2 separate regions of the Mus musculus genome follow, and region 1 is linked to region 2. A link is a loop called in an ENCODE intact Hi-C map of the cell type or tissue named here. Cell type or tissue: gastrocnemius. All regions are shown on one strand. Each heading gives the region's core, and the rest is flanking DNA. Links, peaks and the distances in the headings are about the cores only.

Evidence for each region. Peaks named below come from ENCODE experiments on the same cell type or tissue, not always from the same donor. Only the 100,000 strongest peaks of a DNase experiment are listed, where the experiment ranks them.
Region 1: a loop joins it to region 2, with 1.8 times the contacts of the local background. A loop is called at or near these places in 3 of 42 quality-filtered maps.

Annotation. Positions count from the first base shown.
Region 1 is chr8:121,995,255-122,002,083 of GRCm38, reverse strand. It overlaps Banp (BTG3 associated nuclear protein), which reads right to left. Exons shown (of 14, transcript NM_016812.4): 7 at 4,805-5,044; 8 at 953-1,120. Among named protein-coding and RNA genes, the nearest start is that of Mir7237, 21 kb to the right of the region's middle. In gastrocnemius, for the core only: a CTCF peak has its summit at 2,873 (motif pointing left); a DNase peak (open chromatin) is centred at 3,493; H3K27ac peaks cover 1,567 bases.
Region 2 is chr8:122,335,041-122,341,869 of GRCm38, reverse strand. Zfpm1 (zinc finger protein, multitype 1) reads right to left here. Exons shown (of 10, transcript NM_009569.4): 9 at 6,611-6,757; 10 at 4,008-6,438. The coding sequence ends at 4,679. Among named protein-coding and RNA genes, the nearest start is that of Gm46056, 6.1 kb to the left of the region's middle. In gastrocnemius, for the core only: CTCF peaks have their summits at 2,825 (motif pointing left) and 5,444; a DNase peak (open chromatin) is centred at 5,327; H3K4me3 peaks cover 961 bases; H3K27ac peaks cover 691 bases.

The DNA of each region.
Region 1 (6,829 bases), core at 991-5,990, 340 kb after region 2:
CTCGGGTAAGGAAGGACCAAACCACAGCCCGCACGGCTGACAGCACTTGGGAGCACATCTTAGGTTAGCTACAAGTCGTGCTCGCCCCATTTAACAGCCACACACAACCTCACCAGACACATTCCTCACATGCCTAAAGGCTCCCTTGGGTTCCCAGGATAGAAGTCCAACTCCCAGTTCTGCGTGCCACCTGCAGCAACACTGCCTACCGGGAACAATGTGTGTGGCCCACACAGCTGCCACCTTAGAGCCTTGGCACCGGCTACAGCTAAGTAACTAATGGCCACTAAAACAAAGGAGGAAGAGCTCTTTCTGGAAGATGCTCAAGGAGGGCTCCAGGTGACCAGCTTTGTAGCTTCCAAACCAGAGTCCCTGGACAAAGCGTGCACTGAAAGGAAGCCTTGCCGGCCACCTGCCCACTGCTGTCCCAGATCCTGAGCAAACCCAGGACTCAGCTTTCAGGAGCTGTTGCTACTGCCAAGAAAGCTATGAAAAACAGTTTAAGAGGCAATTTTAGGATTGAGAGCATAGCTCAGTGGCAAAGTACCAGTGCCAAGATTGCCCAAGACCCTGAGTGCAAGCTCTACACTAGCATGAAGGGAGGGGACGGGCCAACAGGTAGGGCTCAGAGAATGTCTCTGCGATCTTAAGGACAAGCCTGAGTCTATAAGCTCAAACTAAGACTAAAGAGCACAACATGGGCCCTCCGTCCTTCACCCACCGCCACTCTGCAGCTACACAGTAGCTACTGTTAAGGCAGCAGGACGCTCAGAAGATAAGTAACCAGGCAACTCGAGAAAGGTCCCACACTAAATTTTCCTGTTGAGCCTACAGTGTAAATAGGCAGGCCCTGTGCTCTTGTCACTGCCTAGGGAGCTCCCACAAGGCCAGCCTCACTGACAGGGCCAGGACTGATGAACGGAGCTTCGGGACAGCGCCCTCCTGAGCCTACCTGAGGCACTGTAAGAGGATGAGGATGGCGTCCTCCGAGAGAAGCTCTTGACCGCCAGGCTCTGGCCTCGCTGCTTCCGCCGCCAGGCTGTCCGGCACTTGGAGTCAATGCTCTGCTTGATCCGATACCAGTCAGATTCCGTGATTCCAAATTTATAGAAGAGGTGACCTGAAAGAACACGTCCCAGTTAAGAGCTCTCATACGCAGGCCTTGTCCTGAGCCCCACTGCTGAGAGCACCAAACAGCAGCTAAGCTCTGCTAAGAGACCCAGCTGAGCCGCTGGCCTACTCCTAAAGGTCTGACTCATCTTCTAGAAAATCTCACTTCATCAAGGAAGACGCCCATCACTCAGGTCACTGGGGGCAGCAGGACCAGATGCAGGTATTTACCACTCCTCCCGTCGAGTTAGTTAACCTTTAAAGAACCAGGCTTCACTCCAACACCAACGAGTCTCCATTTCTCCCAGGCTTCAGACTCCCAAGCCTGTAACTTCTCTTGCCCTAAACTCACTCACAAGACGACATATACCATCCTAATTGCCTAGGGAATCAGACTCAAAACTGCACTCATACAGGTCTTGCCAAAGCTGTAGTCCGTTACCCTCTGCTCTTCTGTTTAGCCTAGCCCGCCTCAGTCCAGACCAGCAAACAGTACTGTCCCCTCTCCTCATCCAAAACTCCCTCAGTGCAGCACACTTGCTTTCTAGAACACCTTAAATGTACAGGGATCTCACACAGTGTTTACCCTTCCTCCCTTACAAACGAGGGGCACTCAGTAAATTCTGGCCAGCATTCGGGGAGCAGCAGGCACCTGAAGATGTTTGCCCAGTGCTCCCAGCCAGTTGCTTACTCCTTCGTTCTTACCAGGCTGTCTCCTAACACACCCAAGCTCTTAGCACAGGAACCACTTCCCAGAGTTGCCTGGAACCCCAGGGAAGGGTAGTAGCCACATCCAGCCCTGGAGGGTAGAGCAGGAACACACAGCACACAGCAGAGCACCACTGGACCCCAACTGCCGATCCTTAGGAGCACAGAACAGGCCGGGAGCACAGAAGAGCACGCAGAGCCTGGCCATCTCACGACCTCACGCCATGGCCCTCCCTCTTTTTAGAACTTACTTTTTGTATCACCAATCCTTAAATTTGCCAATTAAAATTTATATTTATTAAATTGTGTGTATGTGTGTGTTTGTGTACCCGCAGAGGTCACAGTTACTGGATCACCTAGAGCTAGAGCTACAGACAGCTGTGTGCCACTGCTGTGGGAGTTGGGACTCGAACTCAGGACTGCTAGGAGGAGTAAGTGTTCTTAACCACTAGACCCTGTCTCCAGCCCATGGTCCTCTGTCTGCCACGGCCCAATGACAGCAGGAAGGATGGTAGTGAAGGACGTCACAAGACTTTCTCTTCAACACAGTGACCTCTGTAGCTGGCTTATGCAACTTCACTAAATAACAGGAAAATAAATGAAGAAACTCAAACTCCAATAATCAAAAGTCTAAGTTGGCAAATGTCCTCTTCTGGCTGTTAAAGCCACCGAGTTTAGATCGTCTCCTGAGGGGGAAGTTCTCCCCCAAACTCTACAGCTGCTCTCATCAAGAGCAGCCATGAGAAGGAGTGGAACCCTTTCACTGCCATATTACCTACTGGGCATTAGGAGATGTCTCTGAGTGTTCTGTTTGCATATACTCAGCAATGGCACAGTGACAGCAGGCCTGTGACCTGGAAGTACTTTTCCCTTTCCCTCAGGAGTGAGTTGGCAGCTCTGGTTCTGACTTCCAGGTCATCTCAAATAGACAGAGTCATAAACCACTGAGAAACCACACGCGAGACAAGTGGCTTTAGATATGGACAAAAGCCTCTGTAGGTCCCAGGCCAGTCACCTGGCTTCCAGTCGCAGTCACCACAGAACCCCCTGCTGGCCAACTACCTCATCTGATACACATTTGAAAGCCTCACTGAGTAAGAACACCATCGCTCTTGTGCCTGTTTGTAGGCAAAACCAAGGAATAGGAGAAGCCATCTCACAGTGTCACTTCTGGCTATGTGTCCACCTTCGTCACAGCGGAGGACAAACAAGACGAGGCCTGATGTCATACCTTCCTCTGCTCAGCAGGCCATGCAGTAGGACCAAAGCTCAAAACCAAAAGCCCTGGAAACAACAGAAGCCTCCAGCTGCTGGCCTGTGGGGTCACCTGCTGCCCAAGGTGGTGGAGCACTGAGCTCATGAAAGTCAAGGGCACTGCTGCTCTTCAGCTGTAGAGGCTTGGAGGCAGGCCTGAAGAGGCCTCTGCACGGTGGCAAAGTTTCCCAAGGACGCCTGCAGGCTGTCCCCAGCTCACCCTGGCCCGTTCATGCCTCCCCACAACTCCTCCTAGTCTGTAGTCTCTGACAGCCATTCTAAGCCACCCCTCAGCAGTGACTGGTCCCTTCTGAGAAGAGGTCTCCCATTTGTCTCCGGAACTCAAGCTGCTCTGCCACCAGCTTAAACCAACCCAACTCTTCCCTGGCTCTCTAGGCAAACTGGCATTCTCGGGGCATCCCAAGACCCGTGCCAAGCCATGGCAGACCAATGCCACACCCATATAATGGCCTGTATCCAAGGCATTTGAGCAGCTTTCCCGAGCCATCCTTCAGGACCAGGGAAGAGACAGCATCTGATTATCCAAACTCAGAGAAACCCACATCCCTGTCACTGATGGATCAATGTCTTCCAAAATCATTGGGCAAAAATGCAGGGCCTTTACAGATATGACTGAGGAAGAGGCAGCAGCAGTGGGATCTCTATGAGGAGATAGGAGAAGATGGCCCATGGAGGCCACATCAGGAAGACCCAGGGCCACCACACCAGAGCTAGAGGCAAAGCCCCTGGAGGAGGAGCTGCTGCCCAGCCAAGCTAACCCTTGCCTCTGGGCCTGGGTCTGAATGCTCCAGCACGGACTCTGCTAGTGTGGCCCAAGAAATTCAATATACCCCACAGGGCACCAAGCCAGGAGAGCTCTCTGGACAATGCGCTGCCTGCAACTTACGACCAGGAGACCGTCTCCTCCAGGTAATAGTTTAGGAAGAGTCACTGCACGGGTGTGGTGTGGTGGCGCATACCTTTAATCCCAGCAGTTGGGAGGCAGAGGGCCCACACAGGTAGAGGTATGCCAGTACTTCACCAAATCTCTGTTCTTACAAAGCTAAGGAACCAGTGCACAGAGACTAGCACGGAGCCTGTGGCCACAGAGCCATGGTCATGAACAGCCCGCACTCCTCCTCTCGCACATGGCCTGCAGCTGAGTGAGCACGGGGCAGACCATGATTTGGGGAAGGCAAGGCAGACTCTTGGACAGATGGCCATAGCCTTAGCAGCGCCTGTCTCCCCACCTACTACAAACCCCTGGAGCTAAGCTCGTGTCTAACTGTGGGGTACACTGGCCCAACACTCCAAAGCCGCAGAGCTAATGTCTCTTTCTAAAAAAAGGTGTCAAATACCTACCTGAGATGATGGAAAAGCCAAAGGTGTGGCCCCAGTGAAACTAAACACACAGCCACCCCAGGGGGCGCTGGGGCAGTGGGCATCAAGGAATCCCACCTCTGCTCTCTCCCCAAAAGCAGCCGAAGGATGAGTGAGACTGGGATCTGCAAGTCCCTGGAGAAGCCCATTCCCAGTGTCCCTCTCAGCACAGCAAGCCACACATCTTGTCCCTCTCAGCACAGCGAGCCACACATCTTGCCAAAGCAAATCCTATTTCCAGGATGACCACTGCGCCCAGCATCACTCCCCAGAATGGAACGTGGTGTGGCTTCAGCGCCCTGACCAGCTCCGCCCTCACTGTGCGGACGGCTGCCTCACTGTGTGAACTTACACCGGATGCCGTAGATGGTGAGGGGGTCCAGCTGCTTCTTCCCGTGCTTGCCCTGGCCGGACAAGTTGGACACAGCCTGCACCTCACGGTGGAACAGGTAGTCCAGCAGTGTCAGCGCCATCTTCTCGGCCGTGCGACAGTTGGTGCTGATGTGCAACATGTCGGAAGGGATGATGGCACAGCGTACCCGCATCTCAGGGTTATTCTCATCGCCCAGCCAGGTGCCATTGGGATAGTCCTCTGAGAGGGGAGAAAGGCCGCAGTTAGCAACGCTCAGCTCAGAAGCACGTTCAGGCAGTACAGCCCACAGCCCACATATAAGCTCCCTAGGGCCAGAACACCAGAGCTGAGGTGTAGCAGGCCCAAGCCATCCTGATTGTAAAGGAATACATCAAAACAAGATATGAGCTCAAATAACAGGTAAGTCCCTTGGGCAGACAGAACGAGAAACAATGTCTCAAAGGTGAGCAAGCACACTGGTGAAGCAGTCGAAGCACACCCAGGTTGGAATCCACGGGCCCAACTCATCTGAGCACACACCAGTTGGTGTTGTGTGTAGCTCTCCCTGGAAGCCTTCGTTAAGTCTCTGTCACAATATGCCTTAAAACACTGTATCAGTCAGGGTTCTCTAGAGTCACAGAACTTAGGTCATCTGAAACAAACATCACAGGGGACATGATGGCAGGGTGGAAAATGGGTGTGGGCTCTCAGCTCTAGGTAAGGATGGAAACAGCTGAATTTTAGAATTCAGAAGAAGATGAATAAATAATCTCTTGGTGGCATCAATGATGTATAAGTAGTGAGATGGTTCTCAAAGACAGGTTCTTTTCCAGAAGTCAGCGAGCCCATGCTATATCCAGTAGCCATACAAAGTCCAATGGGCTGGCTATAATGGTACATGCCTGAAATCCCAAAGCTTACAAGATTGAAGCAGGGGTATCATGAGTTCCAGGCCACATAGGCTACATAAGGAGACCCTATCTCAACAAACAACAACAAAAACAGAAGAAGACAGCTGGGGGGCAGGAAAACCATCTCAGGTTGAGAGAGGCCTAGGCCTGCTGTCATCGCTCAGTGATAAAGGGGACAAGCAGGAGGAAGAACTGTCACCCAGTGGGCCATGCTGGCTCACTCAGTGTATTTGCTTCCACAACACACAAATCTGGTGCCCTCTGACCTTCTAGACTTGTGTAACAGTGGAGTGCAGGTTCCCATGGTAACACGGAATCATGTCTCTACACAGAACCAGACAACACCTACCCACTCCCTGTCTGAAACACACCTTTTGTAAATGCAGGGGGGGCATGCTAACTGTGCTAATATGTCAACCCCATGTTACCATCTGAACAACACGTTCTTCTAGCTTTATTTTACAATTCAAGCAAAATAAATTTGTTTTCTTTTCCTGTCATATAAATCTTCAATGATATCATCACTTTTAAAAACTGTTAAAACGAAAACCTTCCAGCAGCAATTTGGATTTTCTGTTCTTCTTTAAAGCAGGTCAGAATACAAACAGCTCGGAGCGCCTATCTTAAGTTCCAGGAAAATAAACTGCAGAGAGAGTACCCCAGGGAGCACCTCCACCTTCAGTGCTACCCAGCAAGCACCAGTGCAGAGCCGGTCTGGGTCTGTTTCAGCTTCCCTCCGCAAGGAAAGCAAACCCTCAAGCAACTCCTCCTGAGCCCGAGCATCGGGCCAGGTCCTCTGTTAGCTCCAGGGCCTTGACCTGAGCAAGTCTTTGCCCACCATGAGTTGGAAGTCATATGGAGCATAAAAAGATACTTTTGTTCCAAACTTACTGTGCAACAACTGTCACTCAGCAACTCAGCAACCAGTGTGGACAGCAGAGATGTCTCAATATGAATCATCACCACCCCTGCCCTGCAAGAGCAACAGACACCACGAACCTCCCGTCACTTCCATCACACCCAAGGCCTAGGGCATCCGCCACATGGAACAAGAAAAGCTCCCTGACTACAGCCTAGGTGTGAAGAGCAAGAATGCAGTTTCCACTTCCCGTGC
Region 2 (6,829 bases), core at 758-5,757:
TGCAGCCCAGCACAGTGAGCCTTAGCAATGGCAATGCACAGGGCATCTAGGTTCGCCAATGCCCACTGTGATGGTTTGACTATGCTTGGGTTAGGAAGTGGTGTTATTAGGAGGTGTGGCCTGGTTGGAGTAGGTAAGTGTGTCGCTGTGTGTGTGTTTGTGTGTTAAAGCCTCCTCCTAGCTGCCTTCTTGGCTCCTTCTCCAGCCCCATATCTGCCTGAACACTGTCATGCTCCCACCTTGATGATAATGGACTGATCCTCCGCGCCTGTAAGCCAGCCCCAATTAAATGGTGTCCTTATCAGAGTTGCCTTGGTCATGGTGTCTCTTCACAGCAGTAAAACCCTAAGACACCACCTCAGACAATGCAGCAAATGCATTCAGAGGGGGTGGGGTGGGGTGGCAGAGTGACCTTGAAGATGTCTATAGCCCATCTCAAGTAAGAACTGGGTTGACATAGAGTAGCTGTTCCTCCCTAGCTGACTTTGGGATAAACTGTCCTAGACTCTCTAGTGAGGGGTGACAAGGCTGATCAGTAGCGGGAGCGAGAGAGACAGCAGAGTCTGGCTCTGAAGAGGGAGGAGCCACGAGCTAAGTCATGTAGAAACTTCTAGGGTAGTGGTTCTCAACCTTCCTAATACTGCGATATTGCAGGATATTTCATCACATTGTGAACCCCCAAATTGTGTATTTACTGAAAAAAACCTGGTTCTGGCTGTGGTGTGGCTCATCCCTTAGCACACACCTTTAATCTCTCCGACAGGAAGACAGACACGCCCTTAGTACCCACCTTTAATCCCAAACAGTGAAGGTAAAGTTAGTTTGTAGAAGGAAGCACTAATGTTTGAAAGTGATGTCTAATTGAGTGGCAGAAAAAGTGACGAATCAGAGGAAGATCTGACAGAATAGGCTCTGCCCCCAACTCAGGAGAGACAGGAAAGGGAAGCTACCTAAGGGGCAGTGCAGAGAAGAGGCAGGTTTACTGAGACAGTTATAGAGAGACAGGTTGCAGAAAGGGAACAAGCCAGACACCAGTGAAGCCAGAAGGAGCCAGAGAATGAGGAGGAGTCAGAAGATTTGGACAAATTGCCAGAGTTAGTATGAGCCCAAGCAGAGCACTTCAGGAGACTCAGAGAGAAGCCAGACTGAGTCAGTCAGCTTGGAAAAGAGTTCTGAGCAGAACAGCTGAGTTAAATCAGCCAGCTAGAACCCAGAAAGAACTAGAAGGGTGAGCTTATTCAGCAGCAAGTCTCCGAGGCTGAAAACATTCTAGGCCTAGATAAGATTGTGTGGAGGCTAGAAACTTCCAGGGTAGGCCTAGTGAGCCTCAGAGACAACAGTTACAACAGGAGAATAAAAAACCTACAGTTTTTCGCGTTGTGGTGGCCCCCAACCAAAACAAATATTTTTGTTGCTGCTTTGTAACTGTAATTTTGCTACTGTGATAAATTGTCATGTAAATAGCTGTGTTTTCTGATGGCCTTAGGGACTCCAGTGAAAGGGTCGTTTGACCCCTTAAGGGTCAAACCACAGGTTGAGAACTGCTATTCTAGAGGCTACAGAAATCAAGGTCAGGTTTCTCCTTGGAGTCTTTGGCAGGAACCGCTCCACCGACCCTTGTCCTTCAGCTCCCTGTGACAGCCCAGGGCTCCTGTACATCATGACTATGATAGAATCCACATGGACCGTTTAAGCCACTAGCCTGAGGCCTCTGTTTAAATAGCCACAGGAGCCTTCCACAGGAGCCCATACTACAGCAGCGACAGAGGGCCTCTGGCATCCAGAGTGCAGGTACAAAAGTCTGCAGGGGCTGCAGGAGTGTAGTAAAATTAAATACTCAGAACAGGCAGAGAAGAAAACTCACTGTGGGTGCTTTGCTCCTGAGCCACCCAGAGAATGTGATAGGTGTGGAAGAGGAGACGTGGGAGACCAGGGAAGCAAGACAAATGGCAGAGAGAGAGAACAGACATGATACAAGTTCATCCCTGCAAAACTCTGCATGACATTAAAACGTGGCAGAGTTGGAGTGACATTCAGACGATCTGCCTGTGGGAGGCAGAGTGGGGACATCTTTCCTATGGGAGCAAGAGGTCAAAGGACCTGTGTGTCCTCATAGTCCCAAGAATAGAAGAGTGTCTCCGGAGTGGGAGCCACACTGTAGAAGGACCACTGGAGCCCAGGCAGAGACAAGGCTGGGCTCTCAGGGAAGGCAGCTAGATGCTGCCATGGAAACCTAGATGCTAAAACAGCAATAAAGCATCAAGGAGCAATGCCAGTTCTCAGGAGGCTGAGGTGTGGGGGTCGTGAGTTCTAGGTCAGCCTGAGCTACAGAACAAAACTCTGCCTCCTCTCAAAACAGCAGCAGCAGCAGCAGCAGCAGCAGCAGCAGCAGCAGCAGCATTAACAAAAGCATGCAGCTTACGGTCAAAGCCGTCAGACCGAGAACAGGAACTTGACAGTGTGGCTCACTCTGGTGATGTTGAGGTTCCTGTCATGGAGGGGTGCAGACATTAAAGCTTTAGGAAAGAGTGTTAAATCCCAGTGCCTAGAAAGTGTGCTCTGCAGGTGATGCTGAGGCAGGTGATACAGAAGCATGCTCTGAGGACCTGCCCACCTCTGCCTCCAGCCCAAATGCTCGGCTTCCGGCTTCCAGCTTTCTTCTCAGGCCTGCAGGGCTTCTCCAGAAGTCCGGGAGGCATCGGTGCACTTGGGGTTCTCATGACTCCTTTCTCTTCCTCAGGGATTGTAGCATACCCTTGGTGGTGGGCAGGCCACCCTAGCTAAGCACGGTGGCAGGCCCACCAGGTGCTTCTGTGAGCCATACTGCCCTCTACTGTCCCGAGTCTCCACTAGTGTTGAAATCAAGAGCAGGATTTGATGGGTGGGGTGGGTGGGGTCACAGTCTGCTGGGGAAGGGAGAAAGGTCTAAATGGGGGTCCCCAAAAGGCCCAATGGATGGTATATATTGCCCCAATAAGACATGTATATGAAGTCTTCAGAGGGGAACCATTGCCTGAAGCATGGGACCCCCATTCCAACCGTTCCCTGGTCAGTTTGGGTGGATTTGGACAGAGCTGAGCCCTATGCAGGGCCTGGGGAGGTCATGCTTAAGATCTCCAGGGCAGGGGGCAGCCCAGCCAACTCCGCTAAAGCCCAACTCTATCCAAGGTGCTCTGGCAGGGGCTCGGTACCACTGAGCCTTGATGTTCCTACCCATGGACCAATCCCAGTGCGTGGGGAAGATGTACACCTGGCAGAGGTGAGTGGCTGGGGGCAGTGTTATTCCCTGTTCTCATGGATGCTCATGGGCCAAGCATCGTGAGGTGGTACAAGGGCAGATGGGTTCCATCAAGCCGCAGCGGCAGCAGCTTGGCAAGCAGAAGTATACAACGGAGTGGAGAGTTGGAAGAGGGACCAGAGGGAGAGATGAAGGGTGTCCTGCCTGCAGGGCACCGGGGTGAGGAGGCAGACCATGGTGACCTGAGGCTATCTTGAAGGGAGGAATGTGCCAGGCAGGGTTGAATGGAGCCGGAGTGGCTTAGCAAGCAGGCTCCTGGGCACGTGATGGTGACTGAAGCAGTGCTATGGTGTCGGCTGCACACGAGGAGCTGACATGGGTGGTTTACTTTGGAGACACAGGCAGAGGCTCATAGTGACTGACCTTGGGGTCTGTGACTAGGGACCAACTGCAGGCCATAGAGTGAGGGGCAGGAGGGTTAGGCAAGAGCTGGTGATCTGTAGAGCCCTATAGCTAAGGAACAGGGTAGACTGAGCAGGGTTGGGCTTCCGACAGTGGGACCAGGGAAAGACCCTGTCCCTCCTGCATGGTAAAGGCAAGGGAGGGCAGACTGCTCTGCCAAGGTGGAGAAAGGAGTTTATGGAGTGACTGAGGCCAGAGGCCAGGCCTTGGGCATGAGCATCAGGAAGGTGGAAGGATGCATGGCATTCTGGGAAGGGCCCTTAAGAGGAGACCAGGAGGGATGCTCCAGACTGGGCAGGCCTGTGAATGGACTCTCAGGAACATTTATTCTTGTGTAAACCCAGGTCCATCAGCAGGCCGCCTCAGAAGGCTGCAGGAGAGGTGGACTGGCCGACAGGGCCCGGGTCCTTGGGGTATGGTATTTTCAGGGCTCTCTGTCAGCTTCTACAGCTGCCGGTTAAGACTTACAGAGTTGGAGAACAGCCATGTTCACACCTTCTCAGGGGACCAAGCAGAGAGGCCAAAGCAATGGCTAGACTGCCATTGCTTTGGTTCTGCCAGACGTGGCCTACAGCCGGCCAGCCACGGACTACAGGGGGTATACCCAGGCCCAACTCTGTAGTCATAAGTACCCACCCCTGTTGTGACGGGAGGGGCACTTTGGGACTTGGTCCTCTTTCTCGAAGACTCAGCAAGAACAAGGTTTCACTCTCTCTAGTAGTCTGCAATTGGATGCACTTTCTGGCAGGGCAGCGGGTGAGCTAGAGGCAGAGGAAAAGAACTCTGCAGGGGCGGTTGAATCCCTGGAGCGGGCTAAGTCCTGGAGGAAACGGTGGGGTGCCCTTTGCAGGGCCGCACAAGCTGGGGTATGGAATGAGGCCCACTAGATCTAAGACAACAGGCTGGGCCTCCAGCGAATTTATCACACCGAATGTCTTTATTAAGTGTCAAGGGTCCTGGTGGTGCGGCCCCACAGGCTCACTTTACGTGCTCGGCGGCGTGAGAAGAGCAGTAATACTTCTTGTGCGCGATGAAAGTGGACAGGCTGCTGAACCTGATGTTGCACAGGCGGCAGTAGCGGTGGCCGCCACCACCACCCGGCGCAGGAGCAGGAGCTGGCGGGCCCTTGCTGGGTGTCCGAGCGCCTTGATCTGCTGGGTCAGAAGGCGTATTCTCGGGAGCAGGGGAAGGAGAGCGTGGTGCGCGGCCGTCGGGGCTGTCGCGCGGAGCACGCTCGGCAGGTGTGCGGGGCTCAGCGCCCGGGCTGGCCGCTGGCTTGGCCACCTGCAGGCCGTGTGCCTGGCGCAAATGCTCAACCAGGTCGCCGCGAACGCGCCCGTTGGGCGGGCAGTAGGGGCAGAGGGCAGTGGTGCGCAAAGGCGCGGCGGGGCATGAGTACTTCTTGTGAGCCAGGTAAGCTTCGAGGCTGTGGAAGCTTACGCGACATGCGGTACACTCGTGGTAGTCGGCCAGCGCGGGCAGAGCTGTTGGTGCATCCGGGCTCTGGCGACGCGGCCGCTTGCTCAGGTCTATGGGGCCGTCGGGGACCGGGCTCGGAGAGAGCGCGGGGGCAGGGCCGGCGCTGGCGCTCCCAGGTCTCGGAGAAGAGGGCAGCTCCGCAGTGGGGGAGGGTACAACTGGCACAGGGGCGGGGCCTGCGGCTGGGGGCGGGGCGCCAGCTGCGGGCAGCTCGTACAGCTTGCGACGCCGGCGCGTGCGCACGGGTGGCGCTGTCAGCGCAGGAGCCGCGGGTCCCGGTGCGGTCGTGGGTGCGGGTGGCCGGCGCGGCGGCGGGTCGTGGCGCGAGGCGCAGTAGTAGCGCTTGTGCACAGTGTAGGTTTCGTGGCGGCTAAACCGGATGTTGCAGGCCTCGCACAGCGTGCGGCTCGGATCGTCCTCTGCGTCGTCTACGGAGCTGCCCGGGCTCTGGCTGCCCTCGCTGCCCCGGCCCGCGGCCTCGGCCTCCGGAGTAGTCGTGCCACTCGCCTCTTCCTCTCGTGGCCCGGGCCCCGGCGACGAGCGTGACGGGTCTGGCTCTGCGGCGGCACCTGCGGGCGCGCGGGCCGGGCCGGTGGCCGCTTTGGGTCTGCGCACAGTGGGCGGGTCCTCGGGCGCGCGGCGGCCCGAGCAGTAGAGGCGCTTGTGCACATAGAAGTTGTTGATATTGTTAAAGGTGATCTCGCACTCAAAGCACGTGGCACCCTTAGTCCCCGAGAAGAGGCCAGTGGGTGTTCCCGCTGCGCCGGAGCTCCCTGCACCCTGCTGTAGCCGGTTGTGCACCAACTCGGACATCTTGGCCAGGATCTCCGAGGCCTGTGGCGCCGTAGGGACGGTGGTTGTGCCCGCGTCCGGACTGAACACATATTGTGGCAGAAAGAGTGTCCCGGCCATTGTTAGCTCTCCCGGCCCTGGGCTAGAGCCAGGCGTGGGGCTGGACAGTTCTGTCTTCACCCTGACTGGATTGGGGCTGTGTGGTGAAGGTGTCCGAGACGGAGCCTGGGGACCTGGCTCTCCCGGACCGGAGGCACGGGTGGCTTCAGGCTCCTCTGCAGCCTCCACCTTGATGGTCCTGGGGGCTGCAGGGGACTCACTGCTGCCCCCATTTTGGGGGGGCACTCTGGTCTCTCCGTTGGTGACTTCGGCCTTACTGTCCAGTCCTGAGGATGGGGTGGGTGCCTTGTCAGCGGGAACCAGGGGGCTGTGCATCAGCGAGTGCTGTTGAAAGCCTGCCAGGCTGTCTACAAGAACACAGGGCTGCATGTCAGGCCCAGGGCAGGCCCTAGGTAGGATGTGGTAGGCAGAAGGGATTGGGGTTCTAGGGTTGACAAGGACACCATGTGATGCCTATGGACAGGCCCCTCCCCCCTTCACTTATCCAAGGGCCAGTGAGGCTCCAGTATGGCTGCTTACCTGGAGGAAGTTTGGCTGCTGGGTGTCCAGCCCCTGGTGAGTAGATCTCACCCTTGGAGCCTGGCTGGCACACCATGTGGTTTGTCACCAGGTGACTGTAGAGGATGTCCCTTGTGGTGGATATGAAGCCACAGTTGTGACAGACACCTGTAGGCCACACTGTTGTGGTCAGGTTCCTGGGGCTCAGGTTTAGCCCCAGAGACCCCATCCCGGCCCCCT